2 separate regions of the Homo sapiens genome follow, and region 2 is linked to region 1. Evidence: read pairs that join two places in POLR2A ChIA-PET (ENCODE). Cell type or tissue: PC-3. All regions are shown on one strand. Links, peaks and the distances in the headings refer to the core of each region. The heading gives the core; the rest is flanking DNA.

Evidence for each region. ChIA-PET counts read pairs that join two places held together with the same protein. Peaks named below come from ENCODE experiments on the same cell type or tissue, not always from the same donor. Only the 100,000 strongest peaks of a DNase experiment are listed, where the experiment ranks them.
Region 2: POLR2A ChIA-PET joins it to region 1 with 9 read pairs; 1 of 35 experiments calls an interaction of 5 or more read pairs at or near these places.

What each region holds. Positions count from the first base shown.
Region 1 is chr3:143,731,903-143,737,291 of GRCh38, forward strand. All of the region lies in intron 4 of SLC9A9 (solute carrier family 9 member A9), which reads right to left. Among named protein-coding and RNA genes, the nearest start is that of SLC9A9, 110 kb to the right of the region's middle. In PC-3, for the core only: no CTCF peak of the experiment used is centred there; no DNase peak of the experiment used is centred there; H3K27ac peaks cover 1,233 bases.
Region 2 is chr3:144,008,482-144,013,870 of GRCh38, forward strand. No RefSeq gene overlaps it. Among named protein-coding and RNA genes, the nearest start is that of DIPK2A, 39 kb to the left of the region's middle. In PC-3, for the core only: no CTCF peak of the experiment used is centred there; a DNase peak (open chromatin) is centred at 3,100; H3K4me3 peaks cover 408 bases; H3K27ac peaks cover 2,542 bases.

The DNA.
Region 1 (5,389 bases), core at 98-5,097:
AAATTGTGCTCCAGTGACTCTTTAAGCACTTTTCTTGCCTGCCATCTGTTCAGCTACTGCAATATGTCCAGGAACTGCCTTGATGTCTTAGTCTGGTTCGGTGTCAGCACATGAACTGCCCAACTGAGTTTATTTACATGGCTTCTGTTCCTGAGGATTGGATCTGCTCCAGGAACCCTGTGTTGGTTAGTGACTAGGAGCTGTCACTTGATGTTTATTGGAGCATGTGTCACTGATTCAGAGGATGAACTTGATGACAACAGAAGGCCCAGCTCTCACACCTCAACAGGTAAGCACACTGTGCCATGAATTTTAAATATTTTGCATTGTCTGAAATTTAGTGCCAGCTTATGGGTCTTTGTCAAAAATCCACAAATTCCTTAGTTTAGATTCCCAAGTCCTATTTAGTATTTATTCTGAAATGATCTTACTTTGGGTTTAATCTATGATCTAATCATGGGTAAAGTAGAGAGTCTACCAAGAAAAGTGGAGCAGATCTTCATTACCCTTTCCTCACATGTCAGAGATACCTCAAATACCATTAGCAACCTGTTTCTCACAAATGAAAATGTGTGTTTATGGCCTTAACCTGAAAGAAAGAGCTTTCTACAATGTTGCCTTCAGTTGCGCGTGTGACTGTCTCAATGAGACCCATGAGAATCTCAAGTGTGGATTTGAGGACAACCTCTGACCACTCTGACTTTAACGTCTCATTACAAAGCTATTGCTTAAATGTTTAATGTGCAATTTTACAATAGACAAATCCACCCTTCAGTAGAGTCCATCTAAATACTTTATTAACCTCCTTCCCAGCCACACCTCCTGGGAATCCAAGGCACTGTGGAGCTATCTTTTATAAAGGAGATTTTCTTTCTTGCAGAAAATAATGGTGACCAGTTTGTGAACTCCAGAGAAAGAAAACTTGGATCAGAGAAATAAAAGTGGTAAAATAGAGCATGATTTTCATTAGGGCAAATTCAGTCGCAACATAAGGCTGTCTTACTTTGAATATGCCAAGTGACTCTAACCAGTATTCTGAGTGGTGCAACTAAGGCCAAAAAGTCATCGAAACCATCAATGACCTGAACATCATTAGGTAATAAACATATTTTTTCTTATTCTCTACATGAACTGGCTGTTTGCATTTTTCCCAAGTAATTTCTTTCATGAACTATTATTACTTCTGTTTAGTTTCATCTCAGGTCAGTTTGGGCTTCAAAATTCTCAGATTTTGAACTTTATAATGGACAAAGTTTAGAGAGAAAATGGCTTTTGAGTCTTTTCTCAAAAGCCTAGGTTTTGAGTGTCAAAGCAAAGGCCATAAAGGACCAGGTCACAATGCATAAATACAGAAGAATAAGACTTCAGCCAAGCCAAGTTTTCAAGTCCTCTCACACTCAGGCTCAAGTCCAGATCAGAGGCAGTTTTCCAGGCTAGAAGGGGAGAAGAAATGGGGGTAGGAGGAGGGTGAAGAGAAGATTTTACATATTGGTGTGTCCCTGGGCTGGGGGTTGGGTGTATGAATGGGAAGATAAAGGCCACTCCTCACATAGACTTGGAGCAATTTGAGAGCACAGGACTAATGAATTGTTTTCTAGGTGGACCCCAGCAAGGGAGCCCACCTCATTGAGGTCATAGGTGGGGCCTACCTTGGGAGAAGTAGAGTAGAAAGAGGGGTGTGAGGTGCCCACACAGATGAGCCTGAGGCAACTTTTCCCATACACCCTGGTGTGACTCCTGGTAGAGAGACAGGCAAGATAGCCAGCAGACCCAAGAGGGCTTGCGGTATACAAACCATGAGAACACGGTGGTCATCTGCTTGGATCAAGGATGAGAAAGTATCCAGGATGTAGATCTAGCCTTGAACTGTAGACAGAGGACAATGAGAGAGCACATGCCCCCACTTTCCACCAATACTACCACACCTGGAATGTAGACTATCCCCAAGAAAAGGGAGAGAGAAACACTTTGAACTGACTGAGGATAACTCGAATTGACTAAGAAAACCTTGAGACTGGGCACAGTGGCTAATACCTATAATCCCAGCACTTTGGGACACCAAGGTAGGAGGATTGCTTGAAGCCAGGAGTTCAAGACCAGCCTGGGAAACATAGCAAGACCCTGTGTCTACAAAAAATAGAAAAATTAGTTGGGTGTGGTGGTGCACACCTGTAGTCCCAGCTTCTCAGGAGGCTGAGATGGAAGGATTGCCTGAATTCAGGCATTTGAGGTTATAGTGAGCTATGATTGCACCACTGCACTCCAGCCTGGGCAACAGAGTGAGACCTGTCTGTAAAGAAAATAATAATAAAAGAAAAAAAAAAAGAAAACCTTGAATTGAAACTAAGAAAGATTTTTGGTTTTGCCCCCAGGCATAATGGTGATTTGAGTTGAAAAATAAAGTTACATGGCTTATACACCCAAGTTTGTTGACTGATTTATGTGTGTGCCTGTGTGTGTCTGTGTGTTTATAAAATGTATAGAAAAAAAAGAAATACATAAAAACCCTTTTAAAAATCTGGGTGGGGAGGTGATAGGTAAGTAGACCCTTGGCTGGGTGCAGTGGCTCATGCCTGTAATCCCAGCAGTTTGGGAGGCCGAGGTGGGCGGATCACGAGGTCAGGAGATCGAGACCATCCTGGCCAACATAGTAAAACCCTGTCTCTACTAAAATACAAAAAATTAGCTGGGCGTTGTGGCAAGCACCTGTAGTCCCAGCTACTCGGGAGGCTGAGGCAGGGGAATCACTTGAACCCAGGAGGCGGAGGTTGCAGTGAGCCAAGATCCCGCCACTGCACTCCAGCCTGGCAACAGAGCAAGACTCCATCTCAAAAAAAAAAAAAAAAAAAAGATACGTAGACTCTTCTACAGAGAGATTCATCAATGTGTTCAATGTCACAGAGGTGACAGAGCTGGGAGGTGAACTAAGGTCAAATAACATGACCATGCTGTTTATTCTATCTACTCTTCCTCTCTAGATGGCTAAAGAAAATCCCAGGTAAGTCTCTTGTGGCTAAGGCATAATAAAGACAATCAGACTGTGAATTGTGTTGTCACCTGCACTTTGATTGAGATACATTGATTCAATCTGGCCACAGCCCAGTTGAATCCATTTAAGAAATGAGAATAATTAGCATACTCAGATTCGAACACTTGCCGACTCCTCTGGGACACAGAATGCAATCCCTGACAAAATCAGCATTAATATATGAGACAGCCACACTTCCTGTCCTTTTGGTAAAATAAAAATGAAAATAAATTCTCTTCTTTTTCTCTGTTCCCAAAAGAGAAAGCAATCGTTGAGAATCAGCTACCTAAATGAAAATCTTGCTAATGGTTAAAGCTTCTGCAATCAATAATGTGAAGCAGCAAAGTGAACAATAGACCCCTAAAGTCCTAAAATAAAAAGGACTCCTGTCCTTTGGGGAATTCTAGGAATTACTCAATAAGTAATATTTTGTTCAACCCCAGAATCCTAGATTTAAAAAGCTGTACTATTAGTAAAATTAGATTTGCATTAACACTTCAATGAGCCTAGGAAAAGTAATGTTGGAGATGAAGTCTTTTTTCATGGTCTGCCCAACAAAGCCCAGGGCAACGAGTCCTGTGAGTTAATGTCCAGCACAGTACCTGGCATACACGAGTTCAGGAACTGCTGAATGAATGAATGAATAAATGAATGAAGCAATGAGCCAGATAAAAGCTAGAAGGAAAATAGGATTCTGTAAACTCATTCAAACCATAGGCTTCCTTTTGATTTCATGGTCACCAAATAAGTCTTTGAATGACTAATTTGATTTCTCAGGTATAATAATTCAGTGACTGGATAAATTGAGTGGATGCCTCATAAATACTGCCAACAGTATAACGTTAGTGTGTAAGATTATGGGCTTTAGAGTAATAGAGACATGAGTTCAAGTCCTTGCTCTGCTATTTGCTACCATGTGACATTGAGCAAGCTACTTAGCCTCTCTAAGCGTTAATTTTTTTCAATGGTAATTGTAACTGGGCCATTTTCAGATTTTTTTTCCAGCTTATCTGTTCTTTCCCATGTGCTGTCATTTCCCTATTTGAAAATAATGACATGAAATATCAAACAGTTATGGGTTATGCAAACAACTTCCCATGTTATAGTTAACGGAAAATGCTTTTATAGAAATCCATACCCTTGTATATGTTGTGTTCTTTTTTTGGAACCTCCCATTTGGCTCATTGAACTTCTAACAATTCTTTAAAACCTATGTGTCTCTCTCTCTGGAAAGTTTACTCTGTTCCTAACTCTCTACCTCCTCCTGACACTAAATTTAGTCTCCCCTTGTCCCACATTCTTCTTTGTACCTGCTTGTAATAATTTATCACCTACTTCCTTCTATCTATTTGTTTATTTGTTTATTTCTCTTCTAGAATGGGAGTTTTCTAAAAGTAAGAACCATGTCCTCTTTGCCTTTATACACTAGCATTGTGTCAAGTGTTCGATTATTCATTAAACAAACATTTACTAAGCATCGGCTACATAGCAGTCACTATTTTAGGGATTTGGATTCACAGATGAACAAGATAAAATCCTGACCTCCTAGAATTTATGCTCTAGTGAAAGCAGATGTTTAGTAAACGTTGAACAGGTACAGAGCACACACTCAATAGAGGGCTCTGTGGAAGTAACTACCCCTTCTTTCATTGTTTACCTAAATTTCTGGGGTATTTTTTTAAACAATAGTGAGAAGATTGAAGATGGAGAAATCTCTTTTCTATTTGTTCTTAGTTCTCATAATGTTCAAAATAAATGACTATGGTAGGTAATATCACAAAAGACGAATATCTCACAGTTCTGTGCTTCTGCATATGAAGGCGAGGGTAGTTAATTGGCTCATAATCAGTTCTTGAGCAAAGGGCTAACATGATAATGGGCCAGTAATGAGATGACTCTCCTGAGCTAGGCTGTCAGCTAATCACATCTGGTTTGTAAAGTATTAATCAGCTCTGAGTCAGTGGGTAGGGAACATTAAGAATGCAGTTACTTCCTAAATAAATTATTTCCCACTTTCTCTGACAATCATTACTGGTGTATTTGAAAGAATTATTTTAATACACTAAGTAGAGCAAAGCTCTAATAATATTCTTTGATTAAAATACCAAGTTACAATATTTTATATTATTAAAGATTTATAGTACTAATAACTCAGTAGACTTCATGCCACATTAATAATGTCAAAACAGTCACATGTTAAGATTTGTTCTTCAAGGAGCATGCTTTCTAGATCTCTTTCGTCACGAAAACAACATTTTCTGCTCCAGTATTTTAATTAGTCCTTTAACTGGAATTTTCTCTTTTGGCTCACTGAAAAATTAGCTCCTTTAATTGTTCTATTACTCATTATGTTCCAGGTAC
Region 2 (5,389 bases), core at 328-5,327, 280 kb after region 1:
AACATTTTTACTAGAACTTCAAAGCAAATGATACGTTCTGGTAACACTGCATTGGAAATGCACTGCAACCTGTAGTCCCAGCTATTCAGGAGGCTGAGATGGCAGAATCACCTGAACCCAGGAGGCGGAGGTTGCAGTGAGCCAAGATCATGCCACTACGCTCCAGCAGGGGTGACAGAGTGAGACTCCGTCTCAAAGCCACTACACTCCAGCAGGGGTGACAGAGTGAGACTCAGTCTCAAAGCCACTACACTCCAGCAGGGGTGACAGAGTGAGACTCCATCTCAAAAAAAAAAAAAAAAAAAAAAAAGAAAAGAAAAAGAAAAAGAAATGCATCAGTCTATATAACCTGAAAGTCATTTTTTTTTTCTGGAATAGTCATTTCTTTGTTTTGCTCTAAGAATAAACTTGTTTTTACAGAGCCAGAATGCATTGCTCTCTAAAGATCAAGTTTTAGCAATCTTAGACTAAACAAATGAGCTTAACTTAAGAACTTGTGGCTTTCACCACAGCTTCTTCTCCCTGTACTTATGAGTTCATTATTTATACTCTATTCTGGGGAAAATTAAGTAATGCAAGTAAGGACTGCTTATTCTAGAATATATTAGGAAAGGGGAGATTTTAGCATGTGTTCCTCCTAAGTCCTCTTAGAAGAATTTGCACTTTAGGATCATGCACACTTCCCAGGGCTGGTGTGAAAACACACTCAAAACGTTCAGGTCTTCACAGAGATATGTCAGGTACTAATCTCAGCTCTACACCCTCAGTTCCAAAGTTCTATTGAAACTGTGCTGGGTGAATCTCATTGACCTTTTAGAAAAGCCCAATGCTTATACAGAGAAGTAGGATGTAAGTATCCTAGACCCCTTTTCCTAATAATACCTTTCACTAAGGTTGAGGTATTCTGCTAGTTGGTTGATGACGGGGACTAAAGAGGCAAGACAGTTCATCGGTGGTGATTGCTAGAATGCCAGATCCAACTGAAGGGAGAGAGGAATAGGCAGAGCTGGGTTTCTTCTCTCCTGACTATACAATTTCTACATTTGGTTTCCTTCAATATCTTTTCACCAGCTTTCCACTTCCAGCTAAGATAGAATAATAGAGATTGAACTTACCCTCTTGTCAAAAACAAACAAGAAAACAAAGCAAAATATATGAAACAATGGTTTTTAAGACACTGGACATCAGGCAATGACCCAACTGTGCTGAAAAAGAAAGCTTAAGAATATTTATAGGAATACAAAAATATACAGACCCCCAAAATATAAAATTCACAATATTTGGCATCCAATCAACAACTAGCAGTCATTCCAAGAAACAAGAAGATATGAGTCATAATGAGAAAAATAATCAATGGAAACTGACCCAAAATTGGGTCAAGATAAGTACATCAAAACAGTTATTATAACTATATTCCATATCTTCAAAAAGCTAAGTAGAGTATCTTTAAAAGAATCAAATCAGACTTCAGGAGAGGAGAGCTATAATGGCTAAAATATTAAAATATAATAAATAGGATAAATAACAGATTAGACATTACAGAAAAAAAAAGATCAGTATACTTGAAGACATATAATAAAAGTCACCCAAAGTGAACGATAGAGAAAAATTAAAAAGAGCATAAGTGAAGTTGGGACAACTTCATGCAGCTTTATATGCATGTAATTAGAGTCTCTAAAGGGAGGGTAGAAAAATATCTAAATAAATAATGGCTAAAAATTTTCCGTATTTGTTGACATTTTAAACCCACAGATACAGTAAACACAATGAATTCCATACACAGGAAACCTGGAGAACAGTACAGCAAGGCTCATCATAATTAAATTACCTAAAAGGAGTGATTAAAGAAATACTTCAAAAGCAACCAAAGGAAAAAGAAAAAAATGCCATAGATGAATAAAAATAAATGGACAACAGATTCATTAATGTAACAGATTTATTTATGTAAGAATCAATGCAAAATATGTATGTCTGTTCCAGTATGGAGGGTTTTGCTGGCTTTGCTTCCTGCTTTGCCTTCTTTGACACTACTCCAAAGAGGATGTTGGAGCACCTCATTACCGCCTCACAAAGCAGGATGTCCAGGCTCCCTACTTAACTTTTGCTGGCATGGCAAAGTTTTTTTGTTTGTTTGTTGTTGTTTTTGTTTTTGTTTCCGTGGTGTTTGGGTGGAGCATAGTGATAGTTGTCTAAAGTGTTCTGTCTTGCCAGGTTCCTCCCCTCCCGATCCTTTGGGTGAAGAAGGCAGGCTTTTTGTTTGTTTGCACCCATTGGTGTTTCCGGATCACTGGTTCTTCAAACTCCACGTTTGTGATATATAGAAAAAAAGAAAACATTTAGAACTCACCAATTTATCGTTCTTTGGGTCCTGAGTTCCCTAGGCAGCCTGCCTTCTCTTCACCTTTCAGGGTCTTTTATATTTGCTTTATATAAAATGCACAGGGTTTTTAGCTGTATGTCATTGGACAAACATGAAAGATACATTTACTTCATTTTCTAGAAGCAAAAGTCTTGACAACTCATTGTTAACAAAATTGCAAACTTAAATCAGTGAAGAAAAAATAGTCTCTTCCAAAATGTTGCTGGAACATTTGGGAGTCCACATGCAAAAAAATAAACTCGATCCATAACTCACATCACATAATAAAATTATCTGGAAATGTAGATTAAAGTGTAAAACCTAAAACTATAAATTTTTAGCAGAATACATAAGAGAAAATATATATGGCCTAGGCTATTTAAAAAGTTTTTAGATATAATATCGAAAGCACAATCCAGGAAAGAACAGACTGATAAATTGTACTTCTTAAAACTTTTTCTTTTCAAAAGTTACTGTCATGAGGAAAAAAAAAAGACAAGCCACAGAAATAGACAAAATATTTGTACAGCACATATATGGTAAAGGACTTTTATCCAAAACATGTAAAAAATGCTCAAAACTCTATAAGAGAACAAGCAAATCAAAAAAAAAGGGCAAAAGATTGGAAAAGATGATTCACAAAGGAAACATACAAATGAAAAATAAGCACATAAAAAGGTACTTGTCATCATTATTCATTGGGAAAATAAGAATTAAATTGCAATGAATACTACTATGTATATATGAGACTGGTTAAAATTAAAAAGACTGACCACAGCAATTGTTGATGAGAAACTGGAACTCTCATATACCTTATGTTCACTATATAAAATTGTACAATCACTTTGGCAAACAGTGATAATTTTTTATAAAGTTAAATATGTTGTATGATTCAACTCTTCCACGTCTATGTACGTACTTAAGAGAAATAAGGCTTATGTGAATACAAACACGTGTACACAAATGCTTATAGCAACTTTATTTGTAATAGTCAAAAATGGAAAACTACTCAAATATCCACTAACAAATGAATTGATAAATTGTGGTGTATCCATACAATGGAATAGCACTCTGCTATGAAAGGAATAAACTAAAACATGCAACAAAATGGGTAAATCTTAAAATAATTTCATAGTTGCAGAAGCCAGCAAAAGAAAAAAAATACTGTTGATACAGTTGTGGGTTGAATTGTGTTTCCCAAAAAAAGATGCTGAAGTTCTGATCCCATTACATGTGAATATGACCTTACTTTGTAATAGCATCTTTGCAGTTTTATTAATAATTAAGTTAAAACTATGTCATGATAGGTTAGAATGGGCCCTAAGTCTAATGACTATTATCTTTATAGGAAGAGGGAGATTTGAAGATACAGAGGAGATAGAAGGGAAAAGGCTGTGTGAAGACAGAGTCTGTAATTAGAGTTAGGCTGCCATAAGGCAAGGAATGCCAAGGATTACTGGCAACTACCAGAAGCCAGAAGAGGCAAGGAAGGATAGATACTTCTCTAGAGCCTTTAGAGGTAGCAGAGTCCTGCTGACACCTTTCCTTCAGACTTCTAGCCTCCAGAAGAGTGAGAGAGTACATTTCTGTTGTTTCAATTCACCCAACTTGTGGTACTTTTAAAACCCTAGCCCCAGGAAACCATTGCAAGTACCTACCATATGATTCCATTTATAGACAATTTTTAGGCAATGACTGAAAGCAGATTAGTGGTTGCCTGGGGGCAGGGGTGAGGAGAGGCAGGTAGGGAGCAGAAGGAGAGATTTCAAAAGCGCATGAAGAAACATGATGTTCATGGATATATTTATTATATCTTGCTTGTGATGATGGTTTCATAGGTGTATACACATCAAAACTTAACAAACTTTATACTTCAGGTAGGTGCAGTTTATTGTATGCTGATTGTACTGTGATTAAAAAGAAAAAGATCTCATTGCTGTGATTTTCAGGACAGCCTTTTTCTTTTTCTGACTGTCTTATAGAAGTTAGTCATGAATTCTCATAGATGGCAGAGTATACATAAGGGGTTGTAAAGTAATGTCATGTAAGCTAGATTTGGCATGAAGTCCTATTGGCTGGCCCTATTGTATTTTAAAAATCAGGGGCCAGGCGTGGTGGCTTATGCCTGGGGCTTTGGGAGGCCCAGGTGAGAGGATCACTTGAGGCCAAGAATTTGAGACTGCACTGAGCTATGATCGTGCCACTGCACTACATCCTAGGTTACAGAGCAAGAACTTGTCTGTAAAAAATAAATACATAAATAAAATCAGGAGATTACACATAAAATTTTATTATTCTTGATGCTTTAAAAAAAGTAATTAACTCTAACCACACTGAGTCCTCCTTCCTGTATGGCAACAATTGGCTGTTGCTGGGTAGCAGTTGCCACTTTAGATTGTGCATGCATTTTCCAGTTTTCCTTAGTCCCTGCCTGTTACCTGCCTCTCCTTATAGATATTTGAGTTATATGACTGCTTTCTGCTCCAAGTTCGTAAGGAGAAAGAAACTGATTTTCATTTACCAGGCTGCTTCGGTCACTGTACAGTTTGTATTACACATTGTTATTTAGAGTAGTGTCAGTTTCTTTACTCCTTTCTTGCCCTTCCTTCAGACCCAACTTTCAAAACAGGTACCCTTGTGTCAGCTTGCATAGCTACACATGGTCCTCAGTGACTTTGAAATGATCAGTTGTAAGGGCTTGATTGAATACTTCTTTTTCCATAGGGGATCCTTATCTCTCTCTCTATCCATCATAATAAAAAGAACAATCTAAAATAAGCTCTATAAATAAAAATTCATATAAGTGTTAAGCATAATTCATCGAATTTAAATTAAACCCCTAAAATTGTACTGAAAATGGAATTTATTGTATGTCTCTTTGTTTAAAAATTACTATCTTGACTCGTATTGGACATTAAGCCCTCAATGGAATTTATGATTTGGAATTAATGGTATTGCTCTCTAGTGCTGCAGTTATCATACCCTTCGCCTTCCCACAGGAGCACAGGACCTAAAGCCTTTGAGGATAAG